3 separate regions of the Homo sapiens genome follow, and all the other regions are linked to region 1. A link is a contact called in ENCODE Hi-C or POLR2A ChIA-PET data. All regions are on one chromosome and are shown on one strand. Each heading gives the region's core, a stretch centred on a gene start or an enhancer-like site at or near the end of the contact. The rest is flanking DNA. Distances are from core to core; before and after follow the strand shown.

The links. Hi-C counts contacts between places; a loop is a spot of excess contacts on that map. ChIA-PET counts read pairs that join two places held with the same protein, here RNA polymerase II (POLR2A). Pooled maps may share reads with other maps.
Region 2: a loop to region 1 is called in a map of B cell, with 23 times the contacts of the local background. The contact joins the promoter of CERS5 here to the promoter of LARP4 in region 1. A Hi-C loop is called at or near these places in 5 of 168 maps with a recorded cell type or tissue (B cell, CD8-positive, alpha-beta T cell, ascending aorta and 1 more), 16 of 37 single-sample maps with no recorded cell type and 18 of 50 pooled maps. POLR2A ChIA-PET finds 5 or more read pairs at or near these places in 7 of 52 experiments (A549, BJ, GM12878 and 4 more).
Region 3: a map of PC-9 shows a loop between it and region 1 (2.9-fold over the local background). The contact joins the enhancer-like site here to the promoter of LARP4 in region 1. A Hi-C loop is called at or near these places in 2 of 168 maps with a recorded cell type or tissue (HepG2 and PC-9), 1 of 37 single-sample maps with no recorded cell type and 10 of 50 pooled maps. POLR2A ChIA-PET finds 5 or more read pairs at or near these places in 7 of 52 experiments (AG04450, CD8-positive, alpha-beta T cell, MCF 10A and 4 more).

Annotation. Positions count from the first base shown.
Region 1 is chr12:50,398,701-50,402,517 of GRCh38, reverse strand. It overlaps LARP4 (La ribonucleoprotein 4), which reads right to left and starts at 1,633. Exons shown (of 16, transcript NM_052879.5): 1 at 1,490-1,633. The coding sequence starts at 1,507.
Region 2 is chr12:50,165,463-50,169,279 of GRCh38, reverse strand. CERS5 (ceramide synthase 5) reads left to right here and starts at 1,911. Exons shown (of 10, transcript NM_147190.5): 1 at 1,911-2,179. The coding sequence starts at 1,983. LOC124902931 (a long non-coding RNA gene) reads right to left here. Exons shown (of 2, transcript XR_007063304.1): 2 at 3,657-3,817. RefSeq lists enhancers at 562-1,323, 1,375-1,534, 2,425-2,564 and silencers at 1,635-2,034, 2,135-2,284.
Region 3 is chr12:50,240,781-50,244,597 of GRCh38, reverse strand. The region is part of intron 2 of LIMA1 (LIM domain and actin binding 1); the gene reads left to right. Among named protein-coding and RNA genes, the nearest start is that of MIR1293, 8.5 kb to the right of the region's middle. Within about 2 kb of position 2,148, at least 13 of the 41 ENCODE cell types and tissues checked have a DNase peak (open chromatin) inside an H3K27ac peak, as active enhancers do; they include PC-9, where a contact is called at or near this core.

The sequences.
Region 1 (3,817 bases), core at 384-2,883:
TCTTTCTTCTGCCCAGCAAAACACACACTTAAAACCTGTGGTATTTACATAGCATAACATTCCTTAAAAAAACTGGCTGGCACTGGCTTAAAATCTTATCTGATTTCTTATTCTGCCTAAGGAAAACAACAATGAGGACAGAAAACAGTAAACAGAATGAGTTCAGTAATTTTAAGTCTTTTCATGATTTCCCCGGAATGTTCCAATGAATGTTTATTATGAATGTTAGATACACTCTAATGTAGCAGTCTTTTAAAAAACTAATTTAAAGATATCAAGCTTATCGGCGACACAATATCAGTTAGTTTAAAGAGAAAAAAAAACCGTAAAATCATTTATTTACTTTATGCTGGAATATTACGGAGTAAGATTTTCCCACAACCCGGAAAAAAAAATCTGCCATAGGCTGGCCCCGGCTCCTAGATTCATTATACAACCCGTAAATTCCTTCCCTCATTGAAAAGATTCTTCTTATGGGCATAGTTAACAAATGCCAAGTTGCGAAGTTGCAGCTTTGCTGGTTTGACGTTTTCACAATGTAAGAACAATATGATCTGGAATCTACTCAAAGCATTAGCCAGGCAGTCAGCTGACGCTCACTGCACACAAGAGGACAGAATTAAGGGAAATTAAATTTCGTATTTCTGTAAGGCAGGTATCCAACTCTATCTTGAAAACTAAAATAGGCCAACAGCAGACGTTCTAGTTTAAGTAATAAAAGTGTCTCATTGTTCAAATAACATTACAAAAAACGGCTTTTCCCGGAATAAGTTTCCCTCATTCTTGGAATTTTCCTTGTAAAGGGCTTTTAATCGGTTCATAGAACCAACCCTTCATCACGCAGCTGCTGCTTGAGTAACTTTTACAAAAGGTCAAAGCGGTGCCTTTCAAGGCTTCCAAACCCTACTGGCTTCTCCTCGATTCAAAGTAACTCGCTTTCACCCACAGAACGTTCCAGAGACCTAGGGACGGGGCCCGGGCAGAATTTGGTGGAAGTTGCTCAAAAGAACTTTTCAATTTTCTTTTCAAAATACTTACCGCATTTCACCTTTCTCCATCCGTGGCCCCACATGTTGCTCGCCTCCCTCCCAGAGGGGCCCCGCGAGGCCGCGCTCGGCCCCCGGAACGCGCCCACCTGATTACCCTCTCCTCCCTCAGACTCCGCCCCCCAACCCCCCAATGCTGCCTCCTTTAGGAGGTCCATATGGGACACTTTCCCCTTCCTCTGAACCTCACCGCCACACCAGAACAGCCCTCCGTTTTTCTCCTTCAATTCTTCTCCACTACGGGCCTCACCTCCCATAGCTTCCTAGAGTGTTGTGAGCGCGCAGAGGGAAGCTGCAGGCCTGCTCGGCCCAGGTGCTGTGTCAGCCTATCTGCCGGTTCCGCGGCGTGTACGGCCCGGAAAGTCACATGGCGGTGGGACCGGCCGGCGCCTCTACACTCCTGCTCTCCTAAGAGCAGGACGAGACTAGCATAATGCACTCACCTCCACGAAAAGCAACATGTCGTCCTCTGCTCAGCCCAATCGTTCCCGCCGCCGCAACTCCAACTGGCTCACAGGCCCGCGCCCCAATTGCTAGGATAAGGACACACACTCGCCTTGCCCCTCCACCCGGCAGTGGACCCGGCTCCTCCCCTGCCGTCAGCCGCTGCGGCCTGACCCGCCCAGTCCCACCTCCCTTGAAACAACAACTGCTTCCGGGTCTAGGGAAAAATTGTTTCCGGGAGAAAAGAGAGCCCTCGGCGCGCTCAACTTTTGCACTATCTTTTCCAGCAGCAGTGTGGGATGTACTATCATCTGTCGGGGGGAACGATTAGAAGGAGACGCCATTCTGTGGCACGGGGATGTGTAAAAATCGTAATGACACATTTTATCACTTGTCAGATAGCTACACAGCACTGATAATTCCGCAGTTTTCATAGTTCACAATCTAGATTTGATTTTTAAAGCCGACCTTGGCGAAGTGTACTGAACAAACCAACCCTGCCGAAAAGTGGTGGCTCACAGAAGAAAAGTAGACAAGAAAAAAAAAACAAAAAACTATGATACTAGCAAATATGTTAATAGCAGCTAATGTATATTAAATGCTTACATTGTGTTTGGCACTATACTAAGCATTTTATGTTAATTGATCTTAAAACAATTCTATGCAATAAACACTATTATTATCATCCCCATTTTACAGTTGAAGAAGCCCTCTAGGAGGTCGGGTTTCCCTTTAAAGAACTTTGCCCCAGGCTCATTTGAATTAATTACCCATGTCACCGCTTAATATACCAGTAATAACACTTAATCTGGACAGTGTCTTCTTTGACGTTCTGTCATTAATTCAAACGAAATACAATAAAAACAAAATTTTTAAAATTATCTATAATTTTTGTTAGATGGTCCAAATTCCTTATTGTCTTTAGCAATATGTAGTAGGATAGATCGCTCCCACTTGTATGTCCTAGTTCAAACACTCATCTTTTGAAATAATCATGTCTTGGCTGGGAAGGGTGGCTCACGCCTATAATCCCAGCAATTTGGAAAGCTGAGGCGGGCGGATCACTTGCGGTCGGGAGTTCAAGACCAGCCTGGCCAACATGGTAAAACCCCATCTCTACTAAAAATACAAAAATTAGCCAAGTGTGGTGGTGCACACCTGTAATCCCAGCTACTCGGGAGGCTGAGGCAGGCGAATCGCTTAAACCCAGGAGGTGGAGTTAATAGTGAGCCAACATCGCGCCACTGCACTCCAGCCTGGGTGACAGAGTGAGACTCTGTCTCAAATATAGTAATAATAATAGTAACGAATAAAAATTGGCCGGACACCGTGGCTCACGCCTGTAATTCTAGCACTTTGGGAGGCCGAGGCGGGTGGATTGCCTTAGCTCAGGAGTTCAAGACCAGCCTGGGCAACATGGTGAAATGCCATCTCTAGTAAAATACAAAAAATTAGCCAGGCATGGCAGTGTGTGCCTGTAGTCCCAGCTACGTGGGAGGCTGAGGCAGGAGAATTGCTAGAACCTGGGAGGCAGAGGTTGCAGTGAGCCAAGATCACGCCACTGCACTCAAGCCTGGGTGACAGAGTGTGACTCTGTCTCTAAAAAATAATAATAATAAATAAAAATGAAATAATCATGTCTTGATCTTTTCCAATGGATTTTTCCATTCTATTATTTAAAAAATCTTCCCAAAGTGAAGGTTTCATTTTCACCAAACCACTGTTACTTGATTTCAAGACTTTGCCATTCTGATCTCATGAAATCCTCCTTGCTTTGCCGCAAATGGAATCTCCTCAGATACCAAATTAATTCCACCACCAAATTGCTGATATCTGTTATCTCAGGCCCACCCTAATGTGGTCCTCAGTAAATTCCCGTGAAGTCATCTCAGTGATTAAACCAATCTCCTTACTTTCCCCCTAAGATGCAAACTCATTAGCACTCACCGCCAAAGCCATGGCTCAAGGTGTTGCCCCTACCTGGATTGCCTCCATTTGTCAATCAACCTTCTCTCTCCATAAGGTTTTCTCAAAGATTCTGCTTCTACAGATCTCTTCTTCGTGTCCCTTATTAGCACTTGATTATTATATTCTATCTTAAATCTTTTCTTTTTTGTTTTAGTTTCTTCACAGGAACCCTATCATATATTCTTCAGTTTAGGATAATGTAAGCTGCATAGTGTTTCAACAAATGCTTGTCGAATTGAAAGGGAAGCAGGATTTAAAAATTGACTTTAAGAAGCCTTCATGGCCAGGCGTGGTGGCTCATGGCTGTAATCCCAGCACTTTGGGAGGCCACGAGGTCAGGAGATCGAGACTGTCCTGGC
Region 2 (3,817 bases), core at 662-3,161, 230 kb after region 1:
CTACGTTCGATTTACACCTCCACTTGTTACAGTTCACAATGTACAGAAAACCTTTAGGCCGAACTTAAATATGTAAGGAGGCAGCTTTAGATTAAACTTGACTTAACACTAGCTACCACTTCTTACCTACATAACTTTGGGCAAGTTGTTTGGCCTCACTGGACCTCAGTTTACTTATCCAGTGGGGATAACAAGATCAACTTTATAGGGTGAAGGAGTGAAATAACCTGTGTAAAATGTTCCATGCAGTGCCTGGCACACAGGAAACCTCATCAAACATTGGCTATTTATTTTGTTTTGCCTTTAGGTCCTTTAGATATACTTTTTTTTTTTTTTTTTTTGAGACGAGTCTCACTTTGTCGCCCAGGCTGGAGTGTAGTGGCGCAATCTGGGCTCACTGCAAGCTCCGCCTCCCGGGTTCACGCCATTCTCCTGCCTGAGCCTCCCAAGTAGCTGGGACTACAGGCGCCCGCCACCATGCCTGGCTAATTTTTTGTATTTTAATAGAGATGGGGTTTCACCGTGTTAGCCAGGATGGTCTCGATCTCCTGACCTCATGATCCGCCCGCCTCGGCCTCCCAAAGTGTTGGGATTACAGGCGTGAGCCGCGCCCGGCCTTTTTTTGTTTGTTTTTGTTTTGAGACGCTCTGTTGCCTAGGCTGGAGGGCAATGGCGTGGTCTCGGCTCACTGTGATCTCCGCCTCAAGCAATTCTCCTGCCTCAGCCTCCCGAGTAGCTAGGATTACAGGCATGCACCACCACACCCGGGTAATTTTTGTATTTTTAGTAGGGACGGGGTTTCACCATGGCCAGCCTGGTCTCGAACTCCTTACCTCAGGTGATTCTTCCGCCTTGGCCTTCCAACGTGCTGGGATTACAGGCGTGAGCCACCACACCCGGCCTGCCTTTACGTATACTTTTTGAGTGCTTCCCTTTTCACTTTGTTTTTCTTCCATTTCCTTTTCCCCAAGAGAAGAATAAAAGGATTTTTGTAAACTTTTTTTATTTTTATTTTGGGACGGAGTCTTTGGTCTGTCGCCCAGGCTGGAGTGCAATGGCGCGATTTCGGCTCACTGCGACCTCCGCCTCCCAGGTTCAAGCGATTCTCCTGTCCCAGCTTTCCGAGTAGCTGGGATTACAGGCACAGCGCCACCAGGCCCAGCTAATTTTTGTATTTTTAGTAGAGACGGGGTTTTGCCATGTTGGCCAGGCTGGTCTCGAACTCCTGACCTCAGGTGATCCGCCAGCCTCGGCCTCTGAAAGTGCTGGGATTACAGGCGTGAGCCACCGCGCCCGGCCTTTTGTAAACTGTTAAGTCCATTTTTTCTGAGGAAAAGTGACTAATTTTTAAGGGATAAAGCAGTGAAAGTAGGCTGAGGTCACGGGGCACGAAGGGAAGAAAAGGTTGGGAGCGAAAAGAACTCTAGTGGCGGACAGTAGTGGGCAGGACCAGCTGACATCCAAGAGAAGCCCTGACCTGAGAGATCGATCTGGCCTCCGGGAGTGGAGACAGAGGTACCGCCTGGGTGGGAGCCGGAACGGATTCGATTCCAACAGGCTGAGAAAGGAGAATGTCCCCGTAAAGGAGCTAGGCCTGAAATAAGGGGTGTGGCCGTAGCTGGATGGAAGAGTGAGGGAGGAGTAGAAGCGTGGCCTAGACCAGCAGCAAAAGAGGGCGGGCCCAGGGCCGCCCGAGGCGTGGTCCCAGGGCCGGGCTGGGCGAGTCAGAGGCTCGGGAAGGGGCGTGGATCCCCGGAGGCGGTCCCCGGGTTGCAGTGAGGGAAGTGGGCCGGGAGGAGAGATGGGCGGTGAAGAGGCCCGGCCCTGCCAGGGAGGCGGGCGGATCCGTGGCAGTGACCAGAAGGGGCCGGAAGGGGGTGGCCGCCGGCCGGGCCCCGCCCTGGGGCCGCCTCCCCGCGGGTTCCGTTGGCTGTGGCGGCAGCTGACGCTTGTGGCGGCGGTGGCTTCGGGGTGGGCGTAAGATGGCGACAGCAGCGCAGGGACCCCTAAGCTTGCTGTGGGGCTGGCTGTGGAGCGAGCGCTTCTGGCTACCCGAGAACGTGAGCTGGGCTGATCTGGAGGGGCCGGCCGACGGCTACGGTTACCCCCGCGGCCGGCACATCCTCTCGGTGTTCCCGCTGGCGGCGGGCATCTTCTTCGTGAGGCTGCTCTTCGAGCGGTGAGAGCCCGGGAGCGAGCGGCTCGGGGGCCGGGCGCGGGCCGGGGGCGCCCCGCTGTGGGAAGGGCCGAGGGCCGGAAGCAGAACTGCAAGGAAAGCCCGGAAGCAGGGGCTGGGGGAGCTTGGGCCGCGGCGGGTGATGCTAGGCGCGTGGGCGAGGTGGTAGCCTAGATGGAGAAGGAGTTTGGGGCGTGGGCAAGAGAAAGAGTGAGGGTCTAGGGGAATGCTGGGCCCCTTCAATGTTAGATCCGGAGTTGGATTGGGGGGGTCATATAGGCCTCCTCCCAACCTCCAAGGGTCCTACAGATGAGGAAACAGGTTCAGTGTGAGCTCTGGCAGAGGCCCCGAAGAGAGGGATAGGAAGGGGCCAGGAGAACCAGAGCTAGTTGTGACCATGGAAGCCGAGGGGTCAACGCAAGGGCCAGACGTTCCAAGGGAAAGGAATGGACTCATCAGACTCTTAAGATTTGTTAGGACGCTTGAGTTTCCGAGAATTGGGGGGAACAGGATTAGTTTGGCCCTAAGAGTTGGTTTGGTATGTCAACTCATGCACGTTTGTTGGTAGGAGGGTAGAAATCTGGTTGGGATAGGGTGTGGTGGAGCCCTAGGCTTCCAAAGTAATGGAAAGATGTCAGATTAGTTGCAGAACAGGCCTTGGGGCCTGAAATGGAAGGAGGAGTGTGTTCGAAGGGATGGAGGAGAGCCACAGGGCTTTATCAGAGGACAGCTATATTGAGCCAGATTCTTTTTTCTTTTCTTTTTTTTTTTTTTTTTTTTGAGACAGAGTTTCGCTCTTGTTGCCCAGGCTGGCGTGCAATGGCACGATCTCGGCTTACCGCGACCTCCGCCTCCCCTGTTGAAGCGATTCTCCTGCCTCAGCCTCCCGAGTAGCTGGAATTACAGGCACGCGCCACCACGCCCGGCTACTTTTTGTATTTTTAGTAGAGACGGGGTTTCGCCATGTTGGCCAGGCTGGTCTGTAACTCCTGACCTCAAGTGATCCGCCCGCCTCTGCCTCCCAAAGTGCTGGGATTACAGGCGTGAGCCACCGCACCCGGCCTTGAGCCAGCTTCTAAATGAGTTTAGCAGAATTGCAGTATACTTTGTTCAACCACATGATTTCACCTTTAAGTGAATGGATCATATGTTTGTCCAAGATAAAGATATTCACTGAGGCTTTGGTGTGTGATATTATAATGTGAATTTATACCTGTGGGTGATTTTGATCAAGTCTACTCAGACTCCAAGAAAGGAGACATGTTTCTGCCATAGGCCTCAGGTAATGAGGGTGGTTCTTGGACATCTGTTCGTTTTGCCTTTATCCAAGCATAAATGATTGTAATGCAGGAATGCCCTTTCTAGGATGGGAATATGTTGCAGGTGAAATAATCTGTTAATTTCTGAAAGATAGCATCTGTTTGGGATTGCTTCTTTGATTTGCCTACTGTTTTTGACTCAAGTCTTTCAAAATCTTGTGTTCTATTTAGCTAGTCACGCATCCATTTATTCGTAGTATTTGTGCATCATCATCATCAAAATGCTCTGCCAGACGTTCAAGTGCAAAAATAAAGATGCTTAAGTGAAGCAAATGAAACCCAAAGATCTAAATGGCTTTCCTTGGCCCTCAGGAACTTAGTG
Region 3 (3,817 bases), core at 899-3,398, 160 kb after region 1:
AATTACAATCAGTGTGCCAGGCACCATGCTAGACCCTTGATAGAAACACATACTATTTTGGCTGGGCACGCTGGCTCATGCCTGTAATCTCAGCACTTTGGGAGGCCATGGCAGGTGGATCATTTGAGGTCAGGAGTTCAAGACAAGCCTGCCCAACATGGTGAAACCCCATCTCTACTAAAAATACAAAAAAATGGCTGGGCGCAATGGCTCACACCTGTAATCCCAGTACTTTGGGAGGCTGAGGCGGGCAGATCACGAGGTCAGGAGTTCAAGACCAGCCTGGCCAACGTGGTGAAACCCTATCTCTACTAAAAAATACAAAAATTAGCTGGGCATCGTGGCCCATGCCTGTAATCCCAGCTACTCGGGAGGCTGAGGCAGGAGAATTGCTTAACTGGGACCTGGGGGGCGGAGGTTGCAGTGAGCCGAGATCACGCCACTGCACTCCAGCCTGGGCTACAGAGCGAGACTCTGTCTCAAAAAATAATAATAATACAAAAAAATACAAAAATTTAGCTGGGCGGTGGTGGTGCGTGCCTGTAATCCCAGCTACTTGGGAGGCTGAGGTGGAAGAATCACTGGAGCCTGGGAGGCGGAGGTTGTGGTGAGCCAAGATCATGCCACTGCACTCCAGCCTGGGCAACAGAGTGAGACTCCGTCTCAGAAAAAAAAAAAGAAATATATAAAATATATACTATTTTGAATCCTAACAAAAACTATATGAGGAAGGGGCTTTACCCCTCTTTTATAGTTGAGAAAACTGAGGTAAAGGAAGTAACCTGCTGAAGTTAATATTTGAGTTTGTTCCTGTCACATATTTTTCTTCTGATGTGCTTAACACATGGAACTGGTTTGGAAAGATGAATAGAGTTATTTGGTAGGCTTGGAGAATGCTGAAGACATTCCAGAGGAAGGGGAGCAACAGGAGGTAAAGGCATAGAAGTAGGACAGGTGGTGGTATATACTGAAAGGAGTGAAAACCAGGGAATCAGCCTGGATTTCTGTTCTAGGTTTTATACTCAGTGGAAACACGTTGCTAATATTACTTAAGGTTTGTAAGGTTCACTCACTGCAGCTTCCCAAAGAAGACTGCAGGACTATTTTCCGAGATCAGTTGAGATCAGGCGCGTTGAGGGTGGTATGGCTGTAGACTACAGGACTATTTTCCACAAAGCATATACTAATGTCTGTTTCCAACACCTAGTGGCTTTATATTTATGGGGTTTGCAAATAGTGAGTCCTATACAAGCCTAGCTAAAAACAGTAGGAAAACTTAGGAGGTCTCTGATCAGAGATTAATATGAAATTGTTGTTTGGAGGAAGCTTAATCTAGCTGATGTTTGTAGATAAGTCAGCTTTACTTTCTAATTGTTAACAGTGCATTTTGTGTTTATATGTATAGAAGAGTACTTTTTCTAGCATCAGAGCTTGTGTCCCATGGTCCTTTATAGCTGCAGGCTTATTTCTCTGACTAAGCCTCTATAACAGTCGTTAAATTTGAGGTAAGAAGTTCCTATTGATACATCCATTTGAATAGCTAGCTTTGGTTTCACTCACCACTGACTTCAGCATAATATGATCCTTCATTTGATAACAGTTGACTCTTTGGGTGGAATTTGTTTGACTCATACATTTTTGGAATTAAAGAGAATCTAGCCTGGTAGTTTTTAAACTATCTTAATTGAAGTCTTCAGAGGAATCTCAGGGCCAGTTCTCCAACAACTGGAACACCCTAAGGGCTAAACCCAAGCCCAGATCCCAGGCCCAGATCCCAGTCCCAGATCCCAGGCCCAGCTCTTTAGATTTTCCATTCCAGCAATCCTGCTTTGATCCCTTGTAAAGGTTAGGTTCTGCGTAAGACAGCATTTGAAGAGAGGGTTCTGCAGCTAGCAGAGCTTGAAACCACTGGTCTGGCTAGCATTTGCCCTATTCCTTTGACAGATTAGGAGCTTGAGGATTAGCAATTATGACTGAAGGTCATACACCAAGATGGTAGAATTGATGATCACAGCATGAAGATCCCTAACCTAACCCCCTGCCAGCATGCCTCTACCTTATCACAGCTTCTCCTGTTTTTGTTATAACTTTACCCATTCCTAGTTCCAGGAAACAGGAGGAGGCCGGGTAGAGAGGATCACTTGAGTCCAGAAGCTCAAGGCTGCAGTGAACTATGATTGCACCACTGCCTTCCAGCCTGGGTGACAGAGTGAGAACCTATCTTAAAAAAAAAAAACAAAGAGCGTTCATATTTAGTTTTCTGTGACTATTCTTCCTTCAATAAGAAAAAAATTGACCTTCAAGTCAGCCTGGTTAACTTCCTCTTCTTTCGCTTCTCTGTAACATTTTAGTGGTGAAATTTTTCCAGAAGAAAATACATTGCTTAAACCTTGGGAGTTTCTGTTTTCCCTTTTTGGCTCAGCATTCCCTTTGCTCTATTTGAGGGCATACAAGCAAGAGTCATGGCTCAGGAACTCTGTTTTCTGGCCCTAGAAAAATTTGAGACACTGTTATTACTCCCCAGATAATTTTAGCGTCCTCCATCAGCTGCCTGCCCCACAGCTGAGCATTAGTGAGCTGTTGCAAGATTAAATTCCTTATGTAAAGAAAAGGAGGCTGGACCGCAAAAAAAAAAAAAAAAAAAAAAAAAAAAAAAAAAAAAAATCTGGGAAGGAAAGAGGAACAAAATTTTAATTACAGAAATTTTATTGTAAATGTTTTATTTTCTCAAATTTGGATCTTCAAAATGGTGCCCCCATTTTGTGTCCTTCACATTTTGTGTCAGAAGAATGCTAGTTGCTGTAAGGGCCTCTGAGAAAAGTCTGAGGCCTGAACACGGAATTCAGAAGTATTGAGCCTCAGTCTTGTGGCAATCTAAGAGTACAAAATATAAAAGTACCAGGGATCTAACTTGGAAGAAAGAGGTGGTGTAGAGCCTTTCTCCCTGTTATCTACTATTTAGCAGGAACTTCATTACAAATAAAAGGTGGAGATATTTGAGTAGGGGTTTGAGAACAGGATTAAAGACAGCCTTTGGTGTATACACCTGGTCTTACAGATGCCTCCATGCTAAAAGGACAAGGCTAAAGATGGGAACTATTTTGATTTTTTTTTAATCTATGTTTCTATTAGACACTAAAGGGAAGGGAACCTCTGAGCTTATTTACTCAACTAACCACAATGTAAATACCTTGCCTTGGAGAACAGTTGGCTAAATATAAACCTGTCTGCCAATTGGTTCTAGTTTTCATATATTGTATTATTGCTGTAATATACTGTAGATGATTATCCAAGGGGTGTGGAAACGCAAGTTCAAGGCCAGTTCTAAGTTCCTTTTTATAATAGCTACAATCCACTGTATCCCTGAATTCTCACTTTTAGGGAATCTCTTAGACAGATATATTAGTACAAGTGGGAAAAATATACGTAAAAGGACATTCCCCAAAGCGTTATTTGCAATGGTGAAAAACTGGAAACAATCCAAATGCCCATTAAAGGAATATGGGTGAATTAATTATAATGAGAGAGGATTGTCAAGATTACCAAACACTTCCATGTTGCTAAATCAAAGGGATGTTTCTTGGCCTTTATCTTACATGAACTCTCACCACTTTTTCCCTCCCACATTTTTGCTTCTCTTGGCTTCTCTGGCAGTCTCATCATTTTCTTCCTCCCTCTCTCTCTCTTCCTTGTCAGTCTCTCTTATCATTTGTTCTGACTGCTGAAATGTTCGAGTCTCCAGGACTGAGTTCCAGGCATCTTCTCACACTACACACTGCTTGCAGATGTCATCTACTCCTGTGGCTTTAATACCATC